Regions from separate parts of the Mus musculus genome. Here region 2 is linked to region 1. A link is a loop called in an ENCODE intact Hi-C map of the cell type or tissue named here. Cell type or tissue: left cerebral cortex. All regions are shown on one strand. Each heading gives the region's core, and the rest is flanking DNA. Links, peaks and the distances in the headings are about the cores only.

Region 1 (8,061 bases), core at 997-5,996:
GAACACACACCACCACCTCTCTCATGCTGCTGGGGACATTTCAGAAGCTTCTTTGCAAGGGGGCGGGGGGGGGGGCATTGAAATCCCCGGGGACAGAACTGGGTCAGCAAGGAGTCCTTAGGTGCATTTTACAAAATAAGAGGCAACACCATTTGAGACCCTGGCCGTATGTAAGTCACGAGTCTGGGGTCCTTGTGGTGGGGCCTGGACAAGGAGGGAAGGGAGAAGAAGAAGGCCTTCAGTGAGTCTCAAGAGCCTGGCCATACTCGGGGGACGGTCCCAGAGCTTGTCTGCCATAAAAGGAGAGTGGTAATGCAGAAAGGGAGAGAGAAGAAAAGAGACAAGGAGAGAGGAGACAGGGTAGAAAGAGAGGAGACAGGTCAGGGAGGGAGGAGAGAGGGCAGGCAGAGAGGGAGAGATGAGAGAGGGAAGGGAGGGAAGGGAGAGGGCAGGCAGAGAGGGAGAGATGAGAGAGGGAAGGGAGGGAAGGGAGAGGGCAGGCAGAGAGGGAGAGATGAGAGAGGGAAGGGAAGGGAGGGAGAGGGTAGGGAGAAAAGGAGAGAAGAGAGAGGGTATAGAGGAAGCAAGGAGAGAGGAGACAGGTCAGGGAAGGAGGGGAGAGGGCAGGCAGAGGGAGCCCCTTGCTTGACAAGGCACTGGTGTTTACTGTAGGCAGGCACAGTCACAGGGGAGGTGGCCCTGGGGGACAGTTGGGAGCAGTTGTCAAACCCTCCAGTTCCTCTGGGTCTAGGCAGGCCACTTCCCCTGAGTCCTGAACCAGCAGGGTTACACCAGGAAAACAGATGGAAGACAGGGACGCCTAGGTCACGGGCTCTCCTCCGGGCCCTTCTCTCCTGTTCACCTGGGTATGCCTAAAGCTGATGACAAAGCTCTTCTGAACTAGCTGGCATAGGAGGGGACGCCAAAAGCCACCGCTATTCTCAAACCAGCGTGAGGGCCCACAGGTGGAGCTCTATGTAATAGGGAGATGCCAGAACCTGTGCACATCGTTAGTAGGAATAAGCGTGGGGAACCAGCAGGGAAACAGATGGTACCGACGTTCAAGACTGTATACAGGCCCTCAAAAATCAAAACAGGGTCTGCTCTGGGACCCGGTGGTGGTTTTTCTAGGTGTCTACCCCAAAGAACCAGAAGTGGGACTCAGCAGGATTTGCACCCCCACGGTGACATCAATACTGTTTACATTAATCTAACATGTGAAATTTGGACACAGGGCATCATGGTCTGCTCATCCACGGAATACTATTCAGCCTTAAAAAACAGAAGTCCAGCCCTAGCCAGGCCCAGGGAAGCACACGTCGTTAATCCTAGCACTCAGGAAGCAGAGGCAGGCAGATCTCTGCGTTCCAGTCCAGCCTGGTCTATGGAGTGAGTTCCGGGACAGTCAAGGGCTACACAGAGAAACCCCGCGTCAAAACAAACAAACAAACAAACAAGAAAGCAGAGATGCTTATGATACAAGGCAGGAGCCTTGAGGATCTGGTGTGAGAGGAAATAAGCAGTTCTCCCAGAGTACAGTCACATCTTTCTTTACCTTCCTCGAGTTCACCGAGTCCGGAAACTGGAGGAGGGGAGATGGGCCTTAACGCTAGTGGCCCCAGCATGGGGCACCGAGTCCTAGAGGTCGGCTGTTCACAGCTAGTCGGTAAACTTTATGAGGATTTTGCCACAGTTTAAAATCTTGTACATGTCTGAGGGGTTTGCTTCCTGGCAAATGGCTCACCCACCTTTAAATCGGCCTCTGCCCGTACTTGGCGTCTGCAGTACCCGAGCGCAGCCATCAGGGGGAAGCGTGAGCCTATTGGTTGCAGCCCCTTGGCTTTTTGGCTTCACAGACAATTGACCCGGATAACGGGTTTTACTGCGTGGGCACTGCTGGAGGGAGGGAGGAAACACTAGACAGTTCGTGGCAGATGGCGTCGGGGAAGGATTCCTGGAGAAGTGCGTGACAAGGCTAGATCGGAACACACCAGAAGAGCTCTGGAGGAGTGGACCGTCTTTTTAATCGATAATCCATCGCTACCACCATCCCTCCCTTACTGAGCGCCCTCCAAGGGGCGAAGACATTCTCCGTCTCTTACACCCAAGCCCTTGTGGAGTCCTGCAGCCATATTCGCATTTGCTAGGGAGAAAAACTGAAGACCAGAAAAGGTCTAATACTTTCTAGAGATGGCACAGCTAACAAATGATAGAACCTAGATTTTATTTAATTTTGCCCAGATTCTACAACCCTATTCGCTCTGTGGTACCCACGTGTCATCTGTATCCAGAGATGGGAGACAGAGCGGGAACCATCTGGGCACAGGGTGGGGTTCTAGAGAGAGGATGCCGCCGGGTGGGGCTATGTCACCCAGAGCCTGGGACTATCTCAGAGCCATGTCTGGCTTCATTTCAGCTGAGGAGTCCCTGGCGTGTGACAACCCAGGACTGCCTGAGAACGGGTACCAGATCCTGTACAAGCGGCTGTACCTGCCCGGAGAGTCCCTCACCTTCATGTGCTACGAGGGCTTTGAGCTCATGGGCGAAGTGACCATCCGGTGCATTCTGGGACAGCCGTCCCATTGGAGTGGGCCCCTGCCCATCTGTAAAGGTAAAGAAAGAGACCCAAGGAGCCAGGGTGAGGGCTATCTCCAGGGGAAACTGAGAGCTTGCTCTGGGGAGAGGAGGGGGTCACAGAATACAAATCCAGTGGGTGCCTGTCCAGTCTGGTTTCATTTCTTTTCTCTTTTTTTCGAGACAGGGTTTCTCTGTGTAGCCCTGGCTGTCCTGGAACTCACTTTGTAGACCAGGCTGGCCTCGAACTCAGAAATCCGCCTGCTTCTGCCTCCCGAGTGCTGGGATTAAAGGTGTGCACCACTACGCCTAGCCAGTCTGGTTTCTTCATTTGTTCATATATTTGTTTCTTGAGACAGGGTATCATGTAGCCTTGAACTTCCTTTGTAACCAAGGCTGGCCTTGAACTCCCATCCTCCTGCTTCTACCTCCTCAGTGCTGGGATTGCAGGTGTGCGCCACCTCACCAATTCTTGATCCCTTTTTGTTACTGTAACAAAATACCTGAGAATGGATACTTTATGAAGAAGTCTGTTTGGTTCAGGGTTGTGGAGTTCAAGGCACGACTCTGCACCTCTGGGGGATGCATGCCGCCTGCTAATGCATCAGGGCCATCCCTCAGTGGGACAAAGAGAGCATGCCAGCTCTTACAGAGCCACTGAAGCCCAGCCATGGCCCCCTCTGAAACAACATCAACCTATAAATCTGGGCACTAATTCTGAAGCCGAGAAGCCAGCTAGCTTCTCAGCAGAGGGCATCACTGCTCAATGGTGACTTCAATTAGTCAGAATCTAATCAGGAGTCCTGGGGCCTGACAGAGGATGCATGCAATGCCCTGCACAGCCTGGCCGCTCTCAGTGCAGTTTTCCACTTAAGCCTTCACTTGCTTCTACACTCTGCATCCAGGAGTGCCCTGGTGGGTGCAGTTCAGTGCTTGGCCACCAGGTGGCTTTGGTGATAGATTATCATCCCCAGCACCTTGAACTTCAGGGTTATAAAAAAAAATACGAGTTTATGAAAATAATTTATATAGACTACTGATCCCAGCCAATAACTATGGGAGGTGAATGTAATACAGTCAGTATCAGGGTCTTGAGTCACACATCCTTGGAAAAAATATATAAAAGACTCCGTGAAGATATTACATAGTTAGAGGTGGTGTCTTACACCCACCAGAACAGCAATTGAGAGGCTGTCGATGAACGTTCAGGCCAGCACAAGAGGCTGTCTTGAAAACGCAAAACAAAACCTTAAGAGCTGCGAGAGAGACTAGTGCCGCAGGTTGGAATCCCAAGTTCCCAGCTTAGACACTGTGTGACCTTTGAGGTCTCACTGCACTTCTCTGAACCCATTCGCTCTCCTTTAAAATAATGATAATGAACCATCACTGTGTAGGAGATTGGCAAGAAGTGGGTGGGAATGCACGGGCTCTTGGCGAGATACAGAATGTGTGTCATGTGCCATCACAGTCCATGACACTGCGGATGCTTGCCCATCTCCTTCCTCTCAACATCGCAGGAGGTACTGTGGGGAACTGCCTTGCAAGACACCATTGGCCCCATGCTCACCCCACACTCCTGGGGACCATCGACCCCCTGTCTGTGCAAACAGTGAACTTCCTCTGAGTTGACACTGCTTCCTGTTTTCTGTTTCAGTTAACCAAGACAGTTTTGAACATGCATTGGAAGGTGAGTCTTCCTCTATCTTGTAAGTTCTAGCACATCAGGCAGCTGTGTTGATAGGTTTTCCCGGGGCCTCCGGACATAGCTACTAGGGCTGGAGAGAGAGATAGACGGTTAAGAGAGTCCACTGCTCTGCAGAGGACCAGTTTTGTTTCCAGCACCCATGTGAGGCAGCTCACAACCTCGGGCTTTGCTCCCTGGCACAGTCGCCTCTCCTCCTGGATGTGGCTTGTTCCTATGGACAGGTGACAACAGCTAGCCAGGATTCTCTCGTTTTTGAGACTCCTTCCTTCCGTTCACATCTTAGTCACATGTCTCCTTGCCATGACAAGATTCCCAGTGGAGGCAGTTTATGGGAGGAGGGGCTGATTGTGGCTCACAGGCCACATTTTCACCCATGTAGGTAGTGGCTAATGTGTTACAGATGGGAGGATGGCTGAGCTTTGTGAGACATGGCCAGAGAGGGCTGCAGAGGAGCTCAAGCTTTCTAGAACCAATGTGAGAGAGGAGGATCCCAACTCTGCTAGGAAAAGGCTCCCAGGCCCCAGAATATCCACCAGGATCTCTGCAGTTGCCACATGCATTGGGGGCAGCAGGAAGCTGGGCAGTAGAGCTGTCCACACTGCCCCGAGCCACCCCTGGGCACATCTCACAAGCGAGCTCTAGAATGGGCCCCAGCCTGGTGCAAGCCATTCACAGAAGTGGCCAGAGAACGAGGCAAGATGATTGTAGAACTTTGTCCAAGTGACTCCCTGGATTGAATTTTTAACCAGATTTCTGCTTTCCTATGGGTTTAGCATGAACAGGGTTCGAATTGGTTCTCAGCGACCAAAGGGTCACCACAGCCGAGGGTACAACCCAGCTTCTGCTCTGTTTCCTCCACGGCTCTTCTGTGTCTAAGGCTGTGGGATATCAGCTGGGGAGGGGCACTCACTTGAGAGCCAGGTTCCCCGTGGGGGTGGGGCTCATGGGAGACTAGAAGCTCAGTGGCTTGTGTGCTCAGTAGCAGAAGCGGCAGCAGAGTCCTCACTGGAAGGTGGGAACATGGCGCTGGCCATCTTCATTCCGGTCCTTCTCATCTCCTTGCTACTGGGAGGAGCCTACATCTACGTCACGAGGTAGGCTGGGTTGTGCCGTTGTGAACCTCACCTCTGGGGCCTCAGCATCTCTGCCTGACGCTTGGGTACAGTGGCCTCGTGTGCCTCGTGAGAGGCTGTGGTCAGAATCAGAAGGCGTCTTGGTGACTTTTTGGGGACAGTCATCCCTCTGTTCACTTAGCAAATGTAAGGGGTGTCCCAGGGCTTGATCCCAGGTGCTGAAGGTCACAGAAGTTGCCTTCAAAGGACAAAAAGCCACGTCTAGAACAGTCACACACACACACACACACACACACACACACACACACACACACACACATCTTCCTCACGATTTCAGAGCCACCGCCATGTGCCAGAAGCCTCTGGGCTCTGGGAACATCGCAGTGAGCAAAGCAGACTCCAGTGAGGAAAAGTAGCTGATCTCCGAAGCACAGGAGGAAATCAAGGACCGATAGTCGATAAACAGAAGAACCCTGGAGCAGAGGTTGCATGCTCCGGTGGAGTGGGTAGAAGAGACCACGCTGAGTAACACTTCTGAGCGGGCTTTAAAGTGGTAGTGAGTGATGTGGGAGGCTGGCAGAATGGTGTGTGGGTGGCCCTTGTAGACCTCACCCCTGCCTTTCACAGCACAGCGTGTGGTGGGGTGCCATCCAGGGAGACACTGGCCGGTGTTAGAAAGACACATAAAGTACTTCACAAGTCAAAGAGAGGGGGGAGGGGAGAGGGAGAGAGAGAAGGAGGGCAAGGCTAGCTTGCTGCAGCCCTATGGGATCATGGGTGAAGAGCACTTGCAGGTCCCTCAGTGGGACCCCACCAGCTCAGGGCTGTGTCTACCCACCCCATGCCCTTCACAGAGCCCTGGGGCATCAGGGTAGGGGTGCAGCTCCATCACTGTTGTTTTTCCTGCAGGTGCCGACAATACTCCAGCCTCCGCCTACCCCTCATGTACTCCCACCCCTACAGTCAGATCACCGTGGAGACTGAGTTCGACAATCCCATCTACGAGACTGGGGTAAGTGGTCCTACTGCCCTCCTGGAGGGCTTCCCCTTGCCCTCCCTAATCCCGGAATGAGCAGAGTGCCCGGACAAGCCATCAGTGATTAGAACCCAGCTTGGAGCTTCCAGGGGCAGCTCTTGTGTCTAGCTGAGCTCCACTCCTTAAAAGCAGTGTGGCTCTTTCTGCACCTTGCTGTGCAGGCTCCTTTGGACATCAGGAGATGATGCAGATCAAGCAGGTGATGAGAGAGGGAGAAGGGGAGGGGAGAGGGGAAGGGGGAGGAGAACCTCTTGACCTCCCTGTCAGGAAAACCTCACAAAGCACTCTTCCATGAACCTGGGTGGCCAGGTCACTCACTCTTTGGAGCCTCTGGGTGCATCAGGAGTTAAGCGAGGGATGAAGGGTGGGTTGCTGCCCTCCCGCGGCTTGCATTCGAAGTCCTTCTGTGACTAGGATGAGCAATGGGAACATGTTCAGGTGGCAACAGCAGGAGCTCCCCACTCTTCCAGCTTTGTCCAGCCAGCCAGCATTGGATGTACCAGGCTTGTGCACTGCAGGTGGCTCAGCCTGGCTGCAGGCTCACTGCAGAGGGCTGCAGAGGTTGGCTATGTCCACACTAGGCAGCGGGACCCTTTCAGCTCCCTCAGAAGCTTCCAGCATCGCCAGGAACTGCAGTTGTGGTTATAAAGCTGCTACAGGTACAATCACACACAATCCTGTGAGCGGAATAGCTTGGCAGAGCACACAGCACCAACAATGGTGTGTGATGTGCCACATGACCCTGGGACTCTTCTCTGTGACTCAAGAGGACATGGAGGGCCAGAGAGATGAAAGTGGCTCGGACAAGGCTGTTCATGCTTGACTTGAAATCCTGAGCCTCAATCACACTGGCCCATAGTTATGATTAGTTATCATCCTGAAGGACCACGGAAAGCTATCAGGTCCCGTTGCTGCATGGTGGTTGGGGACCCTTGAGGTGGGTGGAAAGAGTTAATGAAGCTGAGGTGTAGACATGGCTGAAAGTTAGATGATGTCTGGCAAGCAGGGCTTGTGAGAAGGTCTGAGGTTCATATGGGGAGCTTCCAGGCTTAGGGCTGTGTGACAGATCTGCCCTCGAGCCATTGTGTCGTGAGAAGTCATTTTCCCTGCTATTAGGAAACAGGCAAATCCGCCCCTTGTCCACACTGACCTGCCACTATTTTCTGCTTTGACCTCCTGTGTGAACTATCCCCTATATGAACACTCTGCTCACAAGCCACGGGTTCACCAAGGCTCAGCCAGGATTCACACCACCCTGAATCACCACACCACCGTGATTGCTTGGACACGGAGACTTGTGGGTAGTAACAGAAAAAGAGGCAGTTTACCAACAGAAACGAATGAGCTTGAAAATAAGCCAGAATTGGATTGGCCGGGGGTCTGTGACCTCTGATGGGTCCCTTCCGAGTTGTAGAAGTTCTCTGCTCTGGCAGGCTGTTTTGTTCCCTTAAAGCTAAGGATGGGCTTCCGGTCATCTGAGGTTGGCTTTTTCCACATCTGTCTTGATGCTTCTGGAAGCCCCTCCCCTATTCTCCCACCTACCCAGACCTGACCTTCGGAAGGTGTTCCTCACATACTGCCCACCGTATTTCCCATCTGCCAGAAAGTGTTCGATGTGACCTTAACTGTGTTAGCCTCACAGGAAGTGACTGTGGCACTTCCAAGTGGGAGCC
Region 2 (8,061 bases), core at 1,511-6,510, 85 kb after region 1:
ATAAGTAAGTCAAAAGGCGGCTGGGGACAGAGCAGAGCAGGCATGTGGCCCCGCGTTTCATCCCTAACACGTCTTCAAAGAGGCCATGTGCACAAGAGCCCCCGCTTACCTGGGGCGGATAGAAGTAGCAGATGCCAGCTCTGGTTGGGTCTCCTTCTCCCTTTACCTTGGAACCGTCATACAGGAAGAAGTAGTTCCACCTGGCAAGGGAACAGAATGAAGCCATGGGTCCCCCAGGCTAGTGACAATGACAAGCTCGGGACACTATTCTCTCTAGTTCCTGGCTCTGGGAGGGCTTGGTGCTCAGTTGCCAGGAAGAGTCCAGCAGCCACAAGCAGCAGATAAAGCCACGACCAGCGCAGCACAACAGGCTGTGCACAGCTGTCAGCCCATCTGCCGGAGGAGGCAGCCGCTCCTGCAGGAACCAGATCACCCACCCAGGGCTGCTGTTTGAAATCCTCACCCCTAGTGGCCCAAGCACATGGCCTGTGCTTTCCTGCCATGTCTCTAGGTTGTGGTAACAAAGTCAACCCCCAAGCTTCTCCAGAGCATGCTGGAGGGAAGCGGCCCTTCGGAGGACTCGTGGACTCACTTAACAGATGTGTATGGAGGGCCTGCAACAGATGTGCTCATGCATAACAGGAAGACAGCAAAATACCAAACTCCTCTCGGACTCTCAAACCTTACCAGTGGCTTAACCTGGCTTCCTCCCACTTTTCCAGGTTCCTCAGTGTAAAGGAATCTTTCTTCTGAGTTCCCAGCACCTTCTGCACTGTGCTAAAGACCCAGACAGGTCTCGCTCTGCATCCCAGGCTGACCTTAAACTGCACTGCCTCCTGCTTCTGCCTCCCTCCCAAGTTCTGGGGTTACCACTCAGCCAGGACTGGCTTGGGGAGACTCTAGCTCTGAGGTAGTCATCACCTGTCTGCACAAGGCAAACTACGCAAAGCCTGGGCTTCAGTTGTACCCTCAGACTCTGAGAGGACACAGACCAGACCAGAGTAACCCACTTCACTCTCCTCCTGACAGACACCCATCTCAACATCATCCGCTAAAGCCCCAAGGCTCAGTGTACAATTGGCCGTACATTACATGGTGATCAAAAACATTTGTGAATTTTCAAAGCCCTCAGTGGACCACCAGCCACCCCAATCCCCTCCCATACTCTGAAATCATACACTATACCTCAGGCACTATTTAGAATGGCTCACGTCATCAATTGCTAGGTCTGCAGAGTCTAGTCAAGCCACCCCTATCACTGTCACCTCTCAGGAGCATTTGTTGAGCCAGGTTATGAAAAAGGACGAAGCTACAGAGGGTGAGTGAGGGAACCCAAGTTTGAGACACACATTGCACAACAGCCTAAGAGCCAGACTGTCCAAACCTCAACTTCAGCCCTCCTGCCTCTCCACAGACACAGAAGACACACCCAGGCAATCAAGACTGGTGGCACCCTCCCAGTCATCTGCCTGCAGTGCATGAGGTGGAGTTGGCAAGGTGTTCTGGGTTTTGCTTATTTTTGCTGTGCCAGGGATCAAACCCAGGGCCTCTTGAGTGATATGTGAACACTCTACCACTGGGCTATATCCAGCCCTAAACTCGCAAGGTTCAAATACATACGCTCTGGAGAAAAATGGCTTCCACATTTAATGAGGTTGCTCTAAGAACAGTAAGACTAGCCAGCTGAGGCTTCCGGTTCACTCAAATGATCCTGGAAGCAGCTCCAGGCAGGCCTGGACACTCACCACGCTGCTGACTTTGTCTCTGGGGGAGTGGTGGTGGCCATTTACTCTCCAGATGGCTTCATCCTCTTCATCTGGTGTTCTTCCTAGAAGCAGTTCTCTGTCCCCCAACTGGTGTCCCCAGCTCAGTGATGCCAGGTGTGGACCATCCAGGTGGTTTCTGCCTCTTGTTCACTCTTGAATCAATATGAAAAGGCAACTTCCCTTCGGGGCAGGTTCCTTTCCAGAAGTATCTCTGCACTGCTGACAAGTCCAGGAGGACTGGAGGTGGACTAGATTAACTCAACCATCTGTGAGCTGCTTTCAGGAGCATCTGTATGGCTGTCTACACTGGAATCTGTTCCAACTCCCCCCCAGGGAGTGCCACAGCAAGGAGAAGCATGCTGGATGGGCAGGGCAGCTTCTGATAGGATCTCTGACTTTGTGTACAGTCCAAAGCCATCCAGTGAGTTTCTTCAAAAGGTCCAAAGTTCCCAGGTCACACACACACACACACACCAGTATCTCAGCTCTGAGGAAAAACAAAGAATCAATTCTTTCAGAAACCTGTGACCACTCATGTGACCCACAAGGTTCAATAAACACTTGGTTTCAAAGCAGCCTTCAGAGCTTGTGTTTTAGAATAAAAAGAGTTCGGGTAGCAGATACTTCAAAGGCCTTTTTTTTTTTTTCAGCAGAAAATAGCTTTGCAGAAGGGAAACCAGACGACGAGTGTAGAAGGTACTGGGTGTAAGGGACCACACCAGTCAAATGGTCCCAAAATTAAGGAACTGGCACTCAGGAGCCTAATCAGAATGTGCGCAGCCCTTCAGAGTGCAAGAGAGAACTTTGACAGAGGGGAAGACAACTCAGTGTATCATGGAATACTCTGCCAGAAAAGAGTCTTGGCCTCACTCTGATTCTTCGCTCCTCCAAGAGAACTGTCCAGAAACAGGTGGTACAGGCATTAAAATTACTATCCACGAGGCTGAAATTTTCTGACAGTCTTATTTCACTGTGTGGATAACACTGGGAGGAAACACAAAAATAATTTAATCCTTTTCCTTGACAAGCCTTCCGTCATTTTCATCTATAGTCTTTGTTTTGTTTTGTTTATTTGTTTGTTTGTTTTTTCGAGACAGGGTTTCTCTGTATAGCCCTGGCTGTCCTGGAACTCACTCTGTAGACTCAGGCTGTCTCTGCCTCCCAAGTGCTGGGGTTAAAAGTGTGCGCCACCACCACCTGGCTTCATTAAGACTATAGTCTTAATCCCACTTTTCTGGTTAATTCCTTCAAGGACAGGATCTCTAAAGCTGGCCACAATCTGCCACCTGTGGAAATAGTACGTTGAAGTCTCTTAGGGAGGGAGCCAGGCATGGTAGTTTAGGCCTTTTATCCCAGCGCACTGGAAATAGACAGGCAGATTGCTGAGTTCCAGGCAAGCTATGGCTACAAAGCAGGACCCTCTCTTAAAAGCGAGTAAACTCTCTTAGGAAGAAGGAAGTGCCCGAGGGGCATCCCCCACGAACCCGAAAAGGCCTCTTAAATATCAGTCACCTCAACTACACACACCTCGTTCTGCAGCAAACACAGGGCGAGCACACTGTGCAGGGCATCTCTGTTCCTGGAACCACCCCTCCCATTCCCTGAGGCCTGCTCGGAGGACCTAACAGCGAGTTCTCAAAGGTCCCGATGAGGTCAGTGATTGTGTAAGGGACCTAAAGAGGCCATGACACCCTAAGAGTACAGGCAGGGGGACAGTGCGGGTGCGCGCGGGGACGGAGGGAAGTCCCTCGCTGGTCAGGAGCCCCGAACCCTGCGGCCCGATCGCGTGGATCAGGCTCGCCCGCCCGCCCGCCCACCGGGACCCCGGGCTCTGTCTGGCCGCCCGCGGGAAAACCCCCGATACCTGCGCCCGCCCGGCAGCCCCGCGATCACGCGCGGACCCACCTCCCGCCGGTGGGGGCTTGGCGATGACGTGAGGTGTGACGCAGCCTGTGACGTCGGCGGCACGGCGGCCGCTCTGGCGCACTCTGCTGACGTCAGAGCATGGCGGCGGCGGCTCTCGAGCCCTGGAGCGCGGTGGCTCCGCGGAGGAGGAAGCGCGCGGCGGGAAGGCGACCGCGGCCGGGCGAGGGGCCCCGGGCCGAGCCGGAGGCGGACGGCGAAGCGGTGCTACGCCGCCTGCGGGAGGCCGAGTGAGTGCAGCGCCGAGAGGCAACTCCAGCCTCAGTGTCCCTAACCTGGAAATGGGTGTGCCAACCCGCTGGGAAAGGCTGAGTTCTCCCTCCGGTGTCACTGTAGCAAGCTCTCAGTAAAGCTGCCATTCCCATTCGCTGCGGCTGCGGCAGTTTATCATCCTGTGTCCCTGTCTGCCACCTTTGAGATGGGGGTTTAAGCATTACGTAGGGATGCTCAGAGGATTGTGTGATGTGACTGTAGAGCACTCCCTGGCACCCAAGCTCGAGGTGGGGGAGGAGGGTGTCAGAAGGTGCTCAGAAGACCTCTGCTTTCACTGCATAGGTTAGGACAATCAAACTCAAATGTGAGGCTTGGTGGCAAGAACCTTTACCCTATAAATCATCAGCTCTGGATTTGGAGGCGGGATCTTGTACTATAGCTTAGGCTAGCCCAGCAGCCCTGAATTGGAGGATATCCCGTCTTTGCTGTGGGCCACACACCACATTGGTTATTATCCGTATTGTAAATCGAGGTTGCAGCAAACACAGATGTCAACATTTGCATCAATGGTTTACTGAGCAGCAGCTGTGTGCGCAGACTTTTGCAGCCTATGTATTTCACAGGCTCACTGGAATCCTGGGCACTCCGAGAGACATACAAAGATCATTGTTTCAGGCCCAGGCCTTGGTGACTTCAAACCCCATGCTTCCACCTAATCATTATCATGTACTCTATTATGTTACATCCATCTCCCCAGCACTTGGTCTGTACCTTCTTACAGGGCACATAGACGGTGCCCACCATACACAGGCTACACCGTGTTCTTGCCTTTTCTAGTTTTGGTCTTACAGGGCTAAGTTAGAAATGTTGGTAGCATTTTGTATGGGTCAGAAGGGCTGTGATGAGGGGGGCAAGTTACACTTAAAAAGCATTGGTGACCCAGAAGTTACCTCTGAACATAAATTACTGGCGGTGCAGCTGAGAGGACAGATAGAAGCAAGCAGTGCCTTAAAGTCTCGAGATTAGTGAGACATAGGTGTCTAGGACCTGAACTCTTCAAGGCGCACACCAGATAGTCATTGTTTCCTCAGCTGCTTCAGAATCTCCCAGAATGCCCTGCTTCTCCCAGCATCCTTCCAGGGGTGTGGTTATCACTCCTGAGCATAGAGAATCTGATTCAGGGCTACTTAGAATATTACAGAGTACTTTGATTTATCGGGCACTTCTTTCCTTAGAAGAATGTAGGTCGCCTGGGGGCAGTTTCTCTCCTCTTTGTCCCTAAACATTGCCTCTGGCATACTTAAATTCACTGTTGATTGTTCTGCCTTAGGCTGTGGAAACCAGCTGACCAGACCCTTGGACTTCCTCTTTGACCTTCTTTTTACCGTTATTTATAGTGGGGAAGCTATTGAGTTCCTGCTGAGTAGCTCATTCATTTCCCCCTGCTACTCTCCAGTCTTGAGAGGACACTCCCATCATAAAGGGAAAGTCTGAGGACTTTATTTATTGAACTGCATCTCTGCCATGCCAAAGTAGTAGAACACACCCAGACCATCCCTTGGCAAACCAGGGCCTCTTGATGGAGGTCCTTTTTATAAAAGGACTCAGCAATCTACATCCAGGCCATGGGAATGTCTTTCAGTAAGGGCTGGCTCTGTATCAGAGGGTCCTCCATCCCCCGTGCATCTGGCTCATGGTCGGGGCTAAGATGGCACAAAAGAGAAGGGAGATGAGCAGGCCATGTCTTCTCAACAGGGAGGACCTGCGGATCTCTGATTTCTGCAGTTCGGCACTGGGTGAGTAGGGGTTAGTAGGGGAGGTGTGGGAGTGGAAGGGGGGCTACCTGAAAGTGGACAAAGGACACTCTCCATCCAAGGACATTTTGCTTCACAGTCTTGCTTGTGGTGGGTTCTGGTGCTGACTTCCTCAGAGCTGTGTCTTTGGCACTGAACACTGCAGTGGAGGTGGTGGTGTGTATATCCTGCAGTGTAGTTGTGAGCATTAAGTAAGGTGGGAAGTGCATGGCTCTCCTAAGTGCTATTAGTCATCAAGATGGCTAGATTGTATACGGATCCCACTTTCTCCTTTACAGTGTAGACCTTTCCCCCTTGCAGGTGCTCTCAATTCGGTTTCTTCAGCATGGTCCTTAGGGATGAGCAGGCCCTGGTTTACACTGTATCCAGGGATGGACAGGCAGTGTTTACACTGTATCACAGGCTCCTGTTTCAATAACTCAGTTAAGCCTCACCTGTAGGCTGCAGCCACCCCCCCACCCCCACCCCACTCTGGGATTTGAGGTTGTTAAATGAAAGGCAGCGTCTACCATCAAAAAAGGTTTTAAGGGTTCTCTTCCCGACAAGGACTTTAAAGTTTCTGGAACAGCCTTTCCTCACCTGCGGCAACTGTACAAAGGTGGCTTTGCCACATCCGTGAACAAAACCAGCTTGCTTAGTGTTCTTTCGTTTAGGATGGTAACCTAAAAGGAAGGCCAGGAGGTGATGTGGGCAGTGGTTTTTAACCTAGCCATTCAGTTGCCTTTATAGAGGTCTTCAGAATTCAAGAGCACAAACACCTCAGACACATGGCTTTAGATGAAAACCTTTTAACACAGTCTTGGGTTCTTAGATGTAGAGTTAAGGATCCGGCTTCTAGTGGCCTGGACACAGGTCTTGGGCAGCTTCACTCCGGGTGTGGAGGCTTCTTTCACAGTCCTGGCTCCAGGGAGCAGAGTATGGGATGTGACTAAAATTGGGGGAACGATCTTTCAGAAACCATCACCGAGTGTCTTAGGAAACAGTTGGAGCAACTGCAGCCCCTAACAGAAGCCCTTGGAAGGCTGCACCTTGGCTCATCGTTGCCTAGTGCGTCACAGGAGCCCTTGGCTTCAAGCGCCTCCCATGTGAAGTGTGTGTGCTACGGTCTTGGGACCTTTGCCTCCTGCCCCACTGCTCGGATCCAGCTTGCTTTTATGCTTCTCTTTCTAGAGAAGTGCCAGGTGAGCTTTGTCTTCCTCTCCCACCCCTGGCAGATGGTGCATGTGCGCCCGGAACTGAAGTGCCCCTCTTCCCTTCCAGGTCCCCAGAAGTCACTGCTGGGTCTATGACCCTCTGTTCAGTCAGACTGAGGTTTCCGTTCTCACCTCCCTCGGCGTGACTGTCCTCAGTGAGAATGAGGTAGGTGCTTTCATCTCTTCCAGACCACTCACCTCTGCTAGCAGACAGGCTTCCTGTGACTCGGTGCCCCACTGGCCCTGCCATGCTGGCCTTCTTAGAGCCCAGTAGTCACTCCCATTTTGGACTGTTATATACTGTGGAAACTTGAATCAGCAGCATGAATTAATGTGTTAGGCTTACAAAACTCTCGAGAGCCTGGAGAGATGGCTCAGCTGTTAAAAGCACTGACTACTCTTTCAGTGGAAGGTTCCCATGTGGAGGCTCACAGTCTGCTCTAACTCTAGTTCCAGAAGACCTGATGCCCTCTTCTGGCCCCTGCAGGCATCAGGCATGCATATGGAAAACTCATAAAAAAATAAAAACAGAAACACGCCGGTCGCGGTGGTGCATGCCTTTAATCCCAGCACTTGGGAGGCAGAAGCAGGCGAATTCTGAGTTCAAGGCCAGCCTGGTCTACAGAGTGAGTGCCAGGGCTGCAGAGAAACCGTCTCAAAAAACCAAAAAAAAAAAAAAAAAAAAAAAAAAAAAAACCAAAAAAAAACAAAGAAAACAAAAAACAAAACAAAAAAAACAAAAAACCAGAAATGGGTATTTGTGTGTCCTTTCTGGGTTTTGTCTGAGTTCTGGGAATCACTGAGGTTGGACTGGCCTGGTTAGGTGGCAAATACATTCACCCCTCCCCCCACCCCTCCCCCCACTTTTAGGGTCTCTGTAGCCCAGGATGGTCTCAGCCTCATGATCCTGCTGCTTTGAGCAATAGTGAGACCCTATAGCACTCGCTTTTGTGTGCTGGCTCTATGCAGAGAAGAGCAGATAGGTGAGGCCTGAGGGCACCTTTAATTTATAGAGACCAAGTACAGTAGCAGGGTTGGCCTATGCACTGAGAGCCATCAGAAGGTGGTGTCCAGTACCACAGGCAGATCCTGTGGAGGCAGCCATAGGACACCAACATGGGCTTGTGCCTGACAGAAGCTGCAGGGAGAGGC

Evidence for each region. Hi-C counts contacts between places; a loop is a spot of excess contacts. Peaks named below come from ENCODE experiments on the same cell type or tissue, not always from the same donor. Only the 100,000 strongest peaks of a DNase experiment are listed, where the experiment ranks them.
Region 2: a loop joins it to region 1, with 5 times the contacts of the local background. A loop is called at or near these places in 16 of 42 quality-filtered maps.

The regions. Positions count from the first base shown.
Region 1 is chr5:112,422,926-112,430,986 of GRCm38, reverse strand. Sez6l (seizure related 6 homolog like) reads left to right here. Exons shown (of 17, transcript NM_001253916.1): 13 at 2,417-2,611; 14 at 4,229-4,261; 15 at 5,262-5,373; 16 at 6,262-6,364. Among named protein-coding and RNA genes, the nearest start is that of Gm6588, 22 kb to the left of the region's middle. In left cerebral cortex, for the core only: CTCF peaks have their summits at 1,806 (motif pointing right) and 3,505 (motif pointing right); DNase peaks (open chromatin) are centred at 1,834, 3,492 and 5,225.
Region 2 is chr5:112,338,733-112,346,793 of GRCm38, reverse strand. Srrd (SRR1 domain containing) reads left to right here and starts at 3,754. Exons shown (of 7, transcript NM_001359388.1): 1 at 3,754-3,919; 2 at 5,658-5,698; 3 at 6,671-6,897; 4 at 6,977-7,075. The coding sequence starts at 3,771. It overlaps Hps4 (HPS4, biogenesis of lysosomal organelles complex 3 subunit 2), which reads right to left and starts at 3,699. Exons shown (of 14, transcript NM_001359853.1): 1 at 3,631-3,699; 2 at 1,746-2,750; 3 at 110-200. The coding sequence starts at 1,786. In left cerebral cortex, for the core only: a CTCF peak has its summit at 3,893; DNase peaks (open chromatin) are centred at 2,048, 2,476, 3,350 and 3,735; H3K4me3 peaks cover 2,090 bases; H3K27ac peaks cover 2,783 bases.